Linked DNA regions of Homo sapiens: region 2 is linked to region 1. The links are chromatin contacts, found by Hi-C or POLR2A ChIA-PET in ENCODE. All regions are on one chromosome and are shown on one strand. Each heading gives the region's core, a stretch centred on a gene start or an enhancer-like site at or near the end of the contact. The rest is flanking DNA. Distances are from core to core; before and after follow the strand shown.

Evidence for each region. A loop is a pair of places that touch in the nucleus more often than their neighbours do. ChIA-PET counts read pairs that join two places held with the same protein, here RNA polymerase II (POLR2A). Pooled maps may share reads with other maps.
Region 2: a loop to region 1 is called in a map of breast epithelium, with 4 times the contacts of the local background. The contact joins two enhancer-like sites. A Hi-C loop is called at or near these places in 11 of 168 maps with a recorded cell type or tissue (IMR-90, PC-3, ascending aorta and 7 more), 1 of 37 single-sample maps with no recorded cell type and 18 of 50 pooled maps. POLR2A ChIA-PET finds 5 or more read pairs at or near these places in 13 of 52 experiments (BJ, CD4-positive, alpha-beta memory T cell, HepG2 and 9 more).

Annotation. Positions count from the first base shown.
Region 1 is chr3:70,980,194-70,985,934 of GRCh38, forward strand. The region is part of intron 14 of FOXP1 (forkhead box P1); the gene reads right to left. Among named protein-coding and RNA genes, the nearest start is that of FOXP1-AS1, 310 kb to the right of the region's middle. RefSeq lists an enhancer at 5,045-5,741. Within about 2 kb of position 2,723, at least 23 of the 41 ENCODE cell types and tissues checked have a DNase peak (open chromatin) inside an H3K27ac peak, as active enhancers do; they include breast epithelium, where a contact is called at or near this core.
Region 2 is chr3:71,066,361-71,072,101 of GRCh38, forward strand. The region is part of intron 7 of FOXP1 (forkhead box P1); the gene reads right to left. Among named protein-coding and RNA genes, the nearest start is that of FOXP1-AS1, 220 kb to the right of the region's middle. Within about 2 kb of position 3,576, at least 6 of the 41 ENCODE cell types and tissues checked have a DNase peak (open chromatin) inside an H3K27ac peak, as active enhancers do; they include breast epithelium, where a contact is called at or near this core.

The sequences.
Region 1 (5,741 bases), core at 1,473-3,972:
AGAGTTGGGGCTGACCTCTTCTTCACCTCGGGCCTTAATCACTGACCAAGTCCAGGAACAGTATGTATAAGCATCAGCCCAAGCAAAGGGTCAAGGAAATTAGTGCATGAAAGGCTAATGCTCATAAATATACAGCTTTTATAATTCAGACGCTGCTAAGCCTAAGAATCTCAGAGCGCTTTGGAAAGTCATGGGTAACATTTGTAAAAATCATGTTTTAAAACCACCTGCCACTGTGTGGTCTCCTTCAATTCTCATACCACCACTAATATCTGAGATGTTATTACTCATACTTTACAGATAAGCAAACTGAGGCTTGGAGAGATTAAATAATTTGCCCATATTCCCAACCCAGACCCAAGGTCAAACCACACACTTGTATGATTCTAGATCCTTTGTATAATCATCTTATGCCTAGTTAATAGCAAAAATGAACACTAACCAGTTTCATTTTTCTGTATGCTCATTTTTGGAAAAGATTCCGTGCAGAGCATTTTATCCCTGCTTATGCATGACAATCAACACGTGTAACTGAGCAAATATAAGGCAGTTACTCCTACAATGACAAAAACAGGAAGAAAACAGCTAATTGCTGCCCTTGAAGCGCTTACCATCAAACACATACGTCAGTCAAAGGGCAAAGGTACACAGTAACCACAAAGCAGTTCTGAGGACTGACTATACTTCTCGGCTTCTCTTTTCAGTTTAAGAACTTTTCCCTAAACACTGTGGCTTTCTGAAAGATGCAATGAAAATTACAAACACAAATGTCCTTCATGCCTGCTCCCTTTCAGTTTTGGGAGGAAGATCACCAAGTTAACTGAGTTCCAGTTTCATTGTCAGAAATCAAAACTCATTCAGCAAGTGCAAGCCCATCTTTTTGGGTGTTCACAGCTACGAAGAATAGACAAATCCCACAGTAAAATGTCATCAAAATGCCGAAAGGATGTGAGCCTTGTAGCTATTACCAAGATCGCACCACTAGGACTCTTTCTACCAAAAAAAAAAAAAAAAAAAAAAAAAAAGCAACAGCGAAAAATAAAATCCCTCCAAGTTAGCACAATCCACAAAGGAAGAGATGAAGGTAGAATTTTCTGGAGGCTTTTGAACATTAGCAAGTGGGAATAAATACTGAGCCAGAAGAGAGCAGAGAGGGGGCTTACCAGGCTTGACAAATGACACCGTGATTCACACCCACTGCTGGGCTGTCTCTAATAAGCCACAGAGGAAGCAGCCAATCTCAGCTAATTACCAGATAAAAATGTATTGTAAGGACTCTAATTAGGAGACGCGGATGGAGGTGATCTAATGATTAAATGCTGCATTCGACTGACCCCACCATCAATGTGCAGTGGTGCAAGATGTCACTGGAATATTTTGTAGAAACAGTAATTTTATTTCGAGGAGGGGAGGCAGTAATATTTGTAATGATGGCTATGAGGTAAACTAATTAAAAGACAGTTCCTAGAGGAAGAGGGTGGCTGAGAGCAGCTGTGGCCATTCCAAAACCAAGTGCCAAGTCTCAATAGAGGAGCTGCAGTCAAGTGGAAAATTTCTGCCTGACCTCTGCCCTTGCTATTAATTTGCAGGAAAACTAATGACACATATACATATTCCCACAAAATTGTTCTAATTGCTAATTTGCCAAAGGAGCCCAGATTCCAAATTAAACATGACTAGCCCGTGAGGGAAGGAAGAAGAAAAAGCTGTACACTCCAAACACAGGGTGCTTTGCCACACAAAATCATTTGAAGGCTGAACCAACAAGTTAATGAAATGTCAACCTTGTCAACTGGTACAGAAGTTTCTTAACTTTTAAACTTCTGTTTGATGATCACATGCTTGTCTGGAGGAGAAACCATCTTCGAAAGGGAAGGTTGAGAGAGAAAGAATGGAGAAGAAAGACTCAAAGCAGGCTCTGTGTTCAAACCAAACCTGCTCTCTTAATTAAGGCCTCTTTGAAAAAAGAGTGCCCCCCCAAAAAAAATTAATTACAGACTTAGAACAGAAGAGCAAATGGGGAATGGTGTGTGTTTTTGCTGTAATCTTGAAATATTCATCTTAATTGTAAACTATTAAATCTTAATGTAATCATCAATTAGAAATGAAAGCATATGTGCTTTGTGTTTCTGATTGCAGTTCAGGTTTTAAAAGATAATTTTTTCTGGGGCATGGGGCAGGAAGGGAATGGACTGGGAGGGTTTCTTTTCCTGATGGAAAGCCTATTTTTCTTATTGTGTTCCTTTTCTATTTAAAAGAAGTTGCTATGTTTAGAAAAGTCAGTAACTCTGATATTTTCTACATGGCAAGTTTCCATCATGTGATGATTTCAGCAAAGATAATCTCTTTGAAACTCTGGCCAAAAGTTAAATTCTTATGTCATTTAAAATTGCTGTAGGGTTTTATTTTTTAAATTTATTTGTACTCTCAGGCATCAGCTTTTCTTTTAGCCATCGAAACTATTCAAACTTGGTTGGCTACCCACTATTCTGCTTAGTCCCTTTTTTTTTTTAATTAATTAATCTTTCTTTAGTTTTTAACAGTAATCTCCCCTCCTGTTTAAAGATGATGAGTCACTCACATTAAAAAAATAAACTGCTGATGTAAACCCCTGACAGAAACAGACTTGTAAGTATTCCCATAAGAACTCATTTTTATTTTTGTTTGTGCTCTTGCCTCACATGAAAACAGATTCTGAGAACAAAAGACAAACCTGAAACCCAAACACCAAGGGACACAACTGCGTAGTAGGGACTTTCGGGCTCACAGAACTTGTTTTTCTGCTCTTGTTTTACTGGCCTGAGCCAGCTCAAGTCCTGCTTTAACTGCATGGCAGTGTCATTTCTGGGCATGAATCACTGAGTTCAGAGACGGCCTTTCTGAGGCTGGAGGGACGTTACCAGGCCGTGCGGAGGGCAGGACAATGGGTGGCAGCCTTTGTTACAAGCCTTTCCTTTCCTTTCCTTTACCATCTCAGCCTGGCCCTGTTTTAGAGAAGCGAACTCGTGGAAGGTTATGACTTACTTAGAAGGTGGTGGTACTGGCAGGGATACTAAAAGCAAAAACAAAAAAATTCTAGTTGAAAGGTTGGTGGGGGTGGGGCACTTAATGAAAAACAGTATATAAAACAGCTTTTGTGTATTGTGCCTAAGAATCCCTTTTTATGACTGCTTAATATTATTTCTCCAACTCTAAAGCAAGGACCCAGGCAGCCCAAATGATCCTTGAAGAGTTAAAAGACCCTTTCTTTTCGGGGGGGCACTTTGTTTTTATAGGAGCTAAAAACTCTTTCAAAACAGTCCTAATGGCTATGGTTAGAGGAAAAGAAAATGTATAAAAATGAAAATCTAATACTATATTTCATTACAAATATCCAAGTTCCTGTAAGTGCTTTATAAGATTTTCGTCAAGAAGAATATACCACCTACACTGTAATTACGTGCCCACCAAATCTAAAAGAATGTGGTTTCTCCAGGAGCAGAAGTTGTTCTCTGATGTGCAGGAATACCCTAAAGCAAAGCGTTCTTCTCATGTACTCAGTATTATAAAATACGATTTACAGTGTTTTCCTGACATAATGACAGAGTGTGAAAAGTCTTTTTAAGAAATCCGTAGTAATTTAATAAAGTCATCATATCACAGACATGTTTCTTTTTGTTTTTGTTTTGTCCTCTTAGTTTTTCACTCCCTCCCCCAAATGAAGTATCTTGGCAAATTCTCCACAGAGTAAGCACGGAGAAATTAACCTCCAAGCAAGACATTTGGGTGTTTACTTTGAGAATGTTTACTGAGTCTGGAACAAAAGAATATCAATCATTTTCATTAGGGCAGTTTACTATTGTTTGTTTTTGCTTTTCTTTCCATAGAAAAGAATAGAATCTTTTAAAATAACAAGAAATGTGGCCATTCTAAATGTAAGAACTGCTTTTCGGCTCTATGTACCTGAGAGCTAGAGCTTAGGGCTGCTCTGGTCAACTTACACATACTACATACGTCCACGCAGGGTCCAGTCTTTATAAAATTAAAAGTTTGAAAAGCTTGTCTTAACTGATGTTGGCTATTCCTTTTCTTCCTCTACACTGATACTCACCAATCAGAGGGACCGATCTGGGCACCCACTCTTAACCTAAGGAAAGGTTCACAAGGCTGACCTCTTACCATTTCTTCCTGCTCATCTTGTAGGTTTCAGCTTAGACATCATTTCTCCCAGCAATCTCCCCTGACTTTACCATTCTGGGTCAGCTGTTCTACTTACAGGTAGTGCAATTCACGGAAAGTGAGACTGTGTGAGTATGTATGTAGTTTATCTGTTATTTCTTTTACCAGACTCTGAACACCTCCATGGCAGGGATGGGCCTTGCTCATGTGACTGACTACTTGTCACGTATGTCACATGCTCAAGAAATATTTGTTGATGGAATAGTTTGATTTTAAATGCAGAAATTCCCTTTCCATAACCAACCTGCACCTTGAGTCTTTGGTTTTGTTCTGAAAGGAAGATTTTACTTAGGTTTAAAGAGATGTGATAGCAAGCAGGAAGAAAGGCCGTCGAAGGAGTCTGAGGGATGGGAAGCCCGTGAGCTCCTGCCCCAGTTCACCCATAAGCTTTCTTCCTCAGATCCATGTCCAAAAACTTGGGCACCTTCCCGAGATGAGCGTATCCTCTAACTATCCAAATCTGATGAGTCCCACAATAAGATCCAGAAAATGCGTCTATGAGCTGATGTAAAAACAATCTAAGAACGTTTTAGCAGTTTCTTTGATGCAATGAAATGAGGACTGGTTGGATGATTGGATACAGCAAATGACACTTAACACCCAAATGGCATTTAGTGAAAAGCAACATTTACAGCAAAGCATTCTATCACTTAGTGACTAAGAATTTTAAAATAAACACGAGGTTTCTTCTACACAGAAATGGAAAAAAGAAAAAGCTTCATGAACTTACTGGCAAGGTTGTAACATGAAAGTCCCCATCTATGGTTAGATTTGAATCCTGGTGACTGCCTGTTTCAAATTAAAGATTCTAGAAGGATACTCATTCAAACAAACGCCATGCATTCTATTATTTAGGGCGGAATAAATTAATTACAGACTGCAGGGAATATTTTGCACATGAGAATCAGTCACCAGATAGCTCTGGGCCCTTAAAGTTGAAAGCATCAAGGGTTTGCTGTATGTGTGTGCCCTTTTTTTTTTCTTTTTGGCAAAGAAGTGAAAATTTATGCAAAACATTACACGTCTACCTTTTATAATTAATTTCCCAATGCCTCACCTATACATATTTTAATAATTCCTGATTTATAAGATGGTATCTTTAATAAAATTTTCTATTTTCCAATAAATGAAAAGAAGGCAGGTTCACTCCGACAACAGAGTGTCACACAATATCTGCTTGTCAGGCACCAATTTTTACTTCTTACATGTAAGTTAAAGGATAAGGAATTTATAATGCTGCCTGTGAAGGGAACCACTTTTCATACACAAATGTGATCTTTTTTTTTTTCAAAGGGTAATACAACAGTACATTTACATAAACTAATCCAAACAATCTATGTATTTGACAATGGCAAACCTCACACAGACGGCCTATTGTTGGTTTACATCTTGGAGTTCTTTATATTGGCTTGTAGCGCTGCTCTAGCTGTCAAAGGTTTGACTTGGACTCTAAATAAATGGTTATAGAAGTGCTGTGCAGCGATATTGGACTTCTTTGCAAAAGAAAACCTGCTGTGTATGAA
Region 2 (5,741 bases), core at 2,326-4,825, 87 kb after region 1:
TCTTCACCCTAAAGTGTTTTTGTGTCAGATACCAAATTTATTAATGGGATTTTTTCAGGTCACAAAATGTGACCCCACCCTCTCATGAATATTCAACAGAGAACCAAGGGCTCTTTTGCGAGGTAGAAGGACCTTAAATCTGCCAGAAAGTCCCCCGACTATCAGTAGAGTTCTGACTCTTAAAGAGAAAAGGTGCTCTTTCCGGAGGGGCTGGCAGAGAGCCCCAACGGCAGGAAATACAAATAAAGGAAGTGCTCTCCAACCAATGTACAGGGAGAAAGTGGAAAGAATCATTTCAAAACGCCTAAGTGACTTTCTTTTTCCCAAAGTATTAAAATTGAGTTTTAATGTTTATAAACAAAAACTGGGATGTACTTTGAATATGCAATGTGTTTTTATTTTAGAAACTAAGTTCTTCATGAGGCATCCATAAAACTCATGCATGCTTTCAGAAGGTGGACTAACTCCTTAGCAGGTCAGTGTTTATCAGCTAATAGTCTGCAGGTGCATCAAAACAAACAATAAACAAGCAAACAACATTACAGACGCTCATGACCCAGCTGTGGAGACAAGCCTTAAACAAAATAATTAGAGAGTGATGCAATGCAGTGCTTACTCAACTACTAAATTGCACGGTGGTGGCTGTAAGCACCATGGGACCACAAAGAAGGAGGAGATCACTAGGAGGAGGGGTCTGGGAAGGCCCACTGGGGAGGTGGCATTTAAAGGCTGATGGTTTGGGTAAGGGGGAGGTGACAAAAGAGAGAGGGAAATGGCTTGGCATACTAACTTAGAAGCCACCTGGAGCCCATCTCGCCCTGTCTCCAGACAGACAGATGATATGGTGACTCAGAGACTACTTCTGGGCAAGGAAATGTCCCATCAGTGATAAACCTGGATAAACTACATATGCCCAGGCCACTTTGGTTAATTCTAAACTCCTGTGGTCCTGTGTACTTGCCCTGTATTTGGGATTCAGGAAGAACTGGAACTTCCATAAGTGGAATATAATATAAAATGTTAAAACCAATAGTAACTCAGAAGACTTCGTTAAAACCATTTATTAATCACTGTGAGCACCAGGTCATTTTAGAAAAGCTGAATAAGAAAGGCCAACAAAAAAATTTTGGATTGTGGGTGTTTTAACAGTCTCATGCAGTTGTCATAATCTGAACACAAATTCCAGCCCTCATTGTACAGAGGAGGAAACTGAGGCTTAGAAAAGCAAAGTGATTTCTCCCAAGAATTAAACATGGCCAGGTGCAGTGGCTCATACTCATAATCCCAGCACTTTGGGAGGCCAAGGCAGGAAGACTGCTTTGAGGTTTGAGACCACCCTGGGCAACACAGTGGGACTCCGTCTCCAAAAATACACACACACACACACACACACACACACACACAATTAGCCACGTGTGATGGTGCATGCCTATAGTCCCAACAACTTGGGAGACTGAGGTGGCAGGATCACTTGGAGACCAGAAGTTCAAGGCTGCAGCAAGCTGTGATCGCACCACTGCACTCCAGCCTAGGCAACAGAGCAAGAAACTGTCTTAAAAAATAAAAAATAAAATAAAAAAAAAATATATACTACAGGCTTCCAAGAGGAAGCAGATACTGGATAATTATAAAAAAAAAAAGCCATAATAATATAAAATGAATACCTGTGGTGGGGGGGAGGGGATATCGAGGGGTAAGCCAACGTTTAAGGAAGAGTAAAGGAAATGCTAAATACCATACTTTAAAAATATTTTTGATGCCCACATCCTAACACCCACAACAGATACAGCTCTTGTTCAAACACCACATATTAAGAAACCTGTCAGTTGCTAAATGAGTCCATTGTGCAGCTGGCTGTGCACTTAAGAACAGATTACTATGATCCCACACCAAACTCTAACCACCAAATAACACACCTGGGACTAAAATCATGTATTATATTTGGTTCTGCTGAGCCTTAGCTTTGAACACAGAAGAAAGTGAAAGGTTTTACTGCCCATTCAGAGCTGAGAATGGAGATAAGATGTATTAAAGGAAGAGTCAGGAGGAGCGTCTCCTCAGGACATTATTCCATACACTGATGAATGGCCCTGTGGTGAGGCAGATACAGCAATGGTCCCTGGCCCACGTGGTCCTCAGTTCCAACGAAAGGCCTGCTTTGCCAGAAGCTGCTTGGAAATAACTAGAGAAAGGATACGAGCATGGGGTGAAAAATCAACTGTGTGATCAGAGGCCAAAACCTTAATTCAAGTTTGCTGTCTTCTTCTGAACAACACTTGTGTTAACACAACACACATTTTCTTTCCCCTTTCCAATTAATTTAATGGAGTATCCAGGACATATTCTGAAATGACAGAACTTAAAGAGATTCAACCAACTGATTCCAATTCCGGAGAGAGAAAGCTAAAGCAACAGGAATACAAAATGTAAGCCCAGTAACATGCCTGATGGCCTACTCAGGAAAGCGCGCCTCCCCAGAAGGAGGACTGCTTTAAGTATTTCTCCAAAGAATGGCAATGGGGCAGCCAATTAGAGTTACTAAATTGCAACAGCAATGCCCCATTCCTGAGATCTGGGGATTTGTCTCCAAGGAACCACCATTCTGTCTTGATTTAAGCAGTGCTTTTACTTAAAAATATAAATTAATACATCATCCATCTACAGGGAGCTAAGGCAGTTAGCTCCATATTGATATTGTTTATGTCACTGTTATGCATATGTTGACAATGAAGCTAATTATGTTGTTTTTCTTCTGTGCCTGCAAGTTTGGCCAAGGGAAAACACTGAGTTCTCACTGTTCCATAGGAGTTTAAATTCCCCTTAATGCATCTTCCAAATTGCCATTTGCATTTTCATGTAATGCAACATTTTATAAAGCCATTGCTTCTGGTTAATTTGTATATACACAGTGTGACATGTCAACATTCAGGTGACTTGTAAGTATGATGAGCTATGGAAAACATCAACCTAAAAACAAATCCCTTACTCTAAAAGCATTCATAAGCATCAGAGGTAAACAAAATCATGACAGAAAAGAAAAATGACAACATCCTTTCCTAACTCTGCATTTGACAGTAATAAATTACCCTCTCTCATTTATGATGAAACTATAATCCCCTGTTTTAACATAATGTAAAATTTGTTAATGGACTGCTTCTGCCATGGGGTTAGAACAGATTACACTGAAGTGTGCAAAGTTCTTGAAAAGGTACATGTTTTGGGGCAGTAGAGCATGTCCCAAAGTGCTGTACCCTTCAGATATCGGGGGGAAAACATCACTGCCACCACCACCACCAAGTGTAATTTGTTATTTCCCTCCCGAAGAGTGACAGTATTTTTGGCCCACCCACAGGCAAACCCTCGATTTTTAAGCATAACCAGAAATGGGGCACTGAAGGGGAAAGAAAAGACGGCTCTTGGGGAATGAAATTACATTTTAATTTTTTTAACGTTTACTTATGTAGAAATCGCTGAATATCAGATAAAGGCAACTGACCACCTTTATTTAGTACAGTCAGCTTTTCCAGAGATCTGTGGTGTGCAGCAGGCCTGCAAAGAGGCAAAGGGAGCGTGTCCCATCCTGCCCTCAGAACAATGCTCACACATCTTCCTCCCATGCAACACCACCCTCCTCTGACCCTAGGTTGACACACCCTCATGTCAAAACCTTCTTTACGCCTGCCCTCTGCTGGCAAGCCTGCCAGGATTAGGAAATTTTGACTACTTCAACTTATTCAAAAGACAACTTTTAAAGCCAGACAGAGAAAGGACATGTAATGAACTATTAACTGGAATATATAAATTAAGACATTTAAACAAAATGGGGGGAGAAAGGGGGACACCCCTAGTGAAATATGGCACTTTTAATGTAAAAATGCACATTCGTCTACTCTATTGCCTCCTCGCTCACAGCAGGGGAGTGCCAAACTCGATATTTTAGCTCACCTAAGAGAACAACCTGTATTACTGTTGGGCATCTTGCCTTCTTTTGCTCACTCTCCGGGGAGAGCATGTCGGCGCATTTTCAATAAAACACCTTCTTAGCAGTAATGGGCCACTGTTCCCATTTCAGTGGTCCCTAAGGTTTCACGATACAGTATATTTGGCTGACTCGCAGTTCGAGTTTTCTTCTGGCATTCCTAAGATCCAAAAAACGGAAGAGAAAAAGCAAAAGAAGAGTACTTGCTTATCCTTTGTTTCAGTAAGAAAACAGTCAACTTTGAGACTGATTAGCTGGTAGGACTTACACAAAACAAGGGCACTCTCGGGCCCTCTCCCCTGCTACGGGAACCCTCCGCGCACGTGTGGGCCAGACTCCCAGCTGAAGGAGGGCTCTGGGCATTAGGGGGTAAATTTCTGCAGCAGCGTGCTGGGGTTTAACAGTGCAACTCCTGTCAGTGTCAATGGGAAGCACAAGGCCTGTACAAATCCCTGCATACCATTTCAAAAATATATCTCCAAGACGGGAAAATGAAGCTTAGCAGTTGCAACCTCAAAAGCATTCAGGAAGTAGCACTCTTGACAGCGCTTTAGATGCCGAGTAAATGGTCTTATAAAGAACACCCAATCCAGCCGACAATAAATCTTACACCGGGGAAGCCGGCACAGGGCTGTGGAATCCCCTCCAAGATAATTGCCTTCCACACTGTGTGGCATAGAAGCTGCTACACAGAAAACATTTTCCGGGGCTCTGCGCTCGCTATGGCTTGCTTTTCTTTCCCTAATAGTCACCAATTACACAGACACTCACACCCTGTCTTTAAGAGTGACCACATAAAAGTCTCAAGGTTTGTCTCCTTTTCTAGAAAAAAAGGTTGTAAGGCCAGTTCTAGTGGGGAGCGGGTGGGAGAGGGAGGTTGAGAACAGAGGGTGTGTTTAAGAACTCAGGAATGGAATCTGACACAGGCATCCAGGTGAGCAACCCTGGGTGTCTCCACTTTCCAGTCTTTGACGGTTCATGTAGTTTCCAGACAGCTCCAAGTACTGGGGCTCATCTACAGGCCGCTGAAGCGGTCAGCACATCTTTTCTAGTCCACAGAGGCCTCAAGCAGGCTGTTTAACTCTGAGATAGTACAGGAGTACTACATATGACTTAGGATTCTATTAATGACTTTGTCAGGAATAATAGTGTGATTGTGGGCAAGTCACGTCACCTCTCTGCGCCTGCACATTTCAGCTAAACAAAGAGGAAGATGGATGAGATCTCTCTATAATTTCTTTTTTTCTTTTTTGAGATGGAGTCTCGCTCTTGTCACCCAGCCTGGAGTGCAATGGCGCATCTTGGCTCACTGCAACCTCCGCCCCCTGTGTTCAAGCGATTATCCTGCCTCAGCCTCCCAAATAGCTGGGATTACAGGCACCTGCCACCACGCCTGGCTAATTTTTGTATTTTTAGTAGAGACGGTGTTTCACCATGTTGCCCAGACTGGTCTCAAACTCCCGACACCTCAGGTGATCGGCCTGCTTCAGCCTCCCAAGGTGCTGGGATTACAGGCGTGAGCCACTGCGCCCAGCCTCTGTAGTTTAACAACAACAACAACAACGACAACAACAACAGCTATCATTACTGGTATCCTTACACCTATCATGTACCAAGTGCACATTTTACATTAGCAAAGGACTAATCTCTAGGTATTTCCTGCTTACAATTAGGATCCTATGTAAAACTACCAGAAATAGGGCTGGGTGCAGTGACTCATGCCTGTAATCCCACTGACTCAGGAGGCCGAGAGAGGAGGATC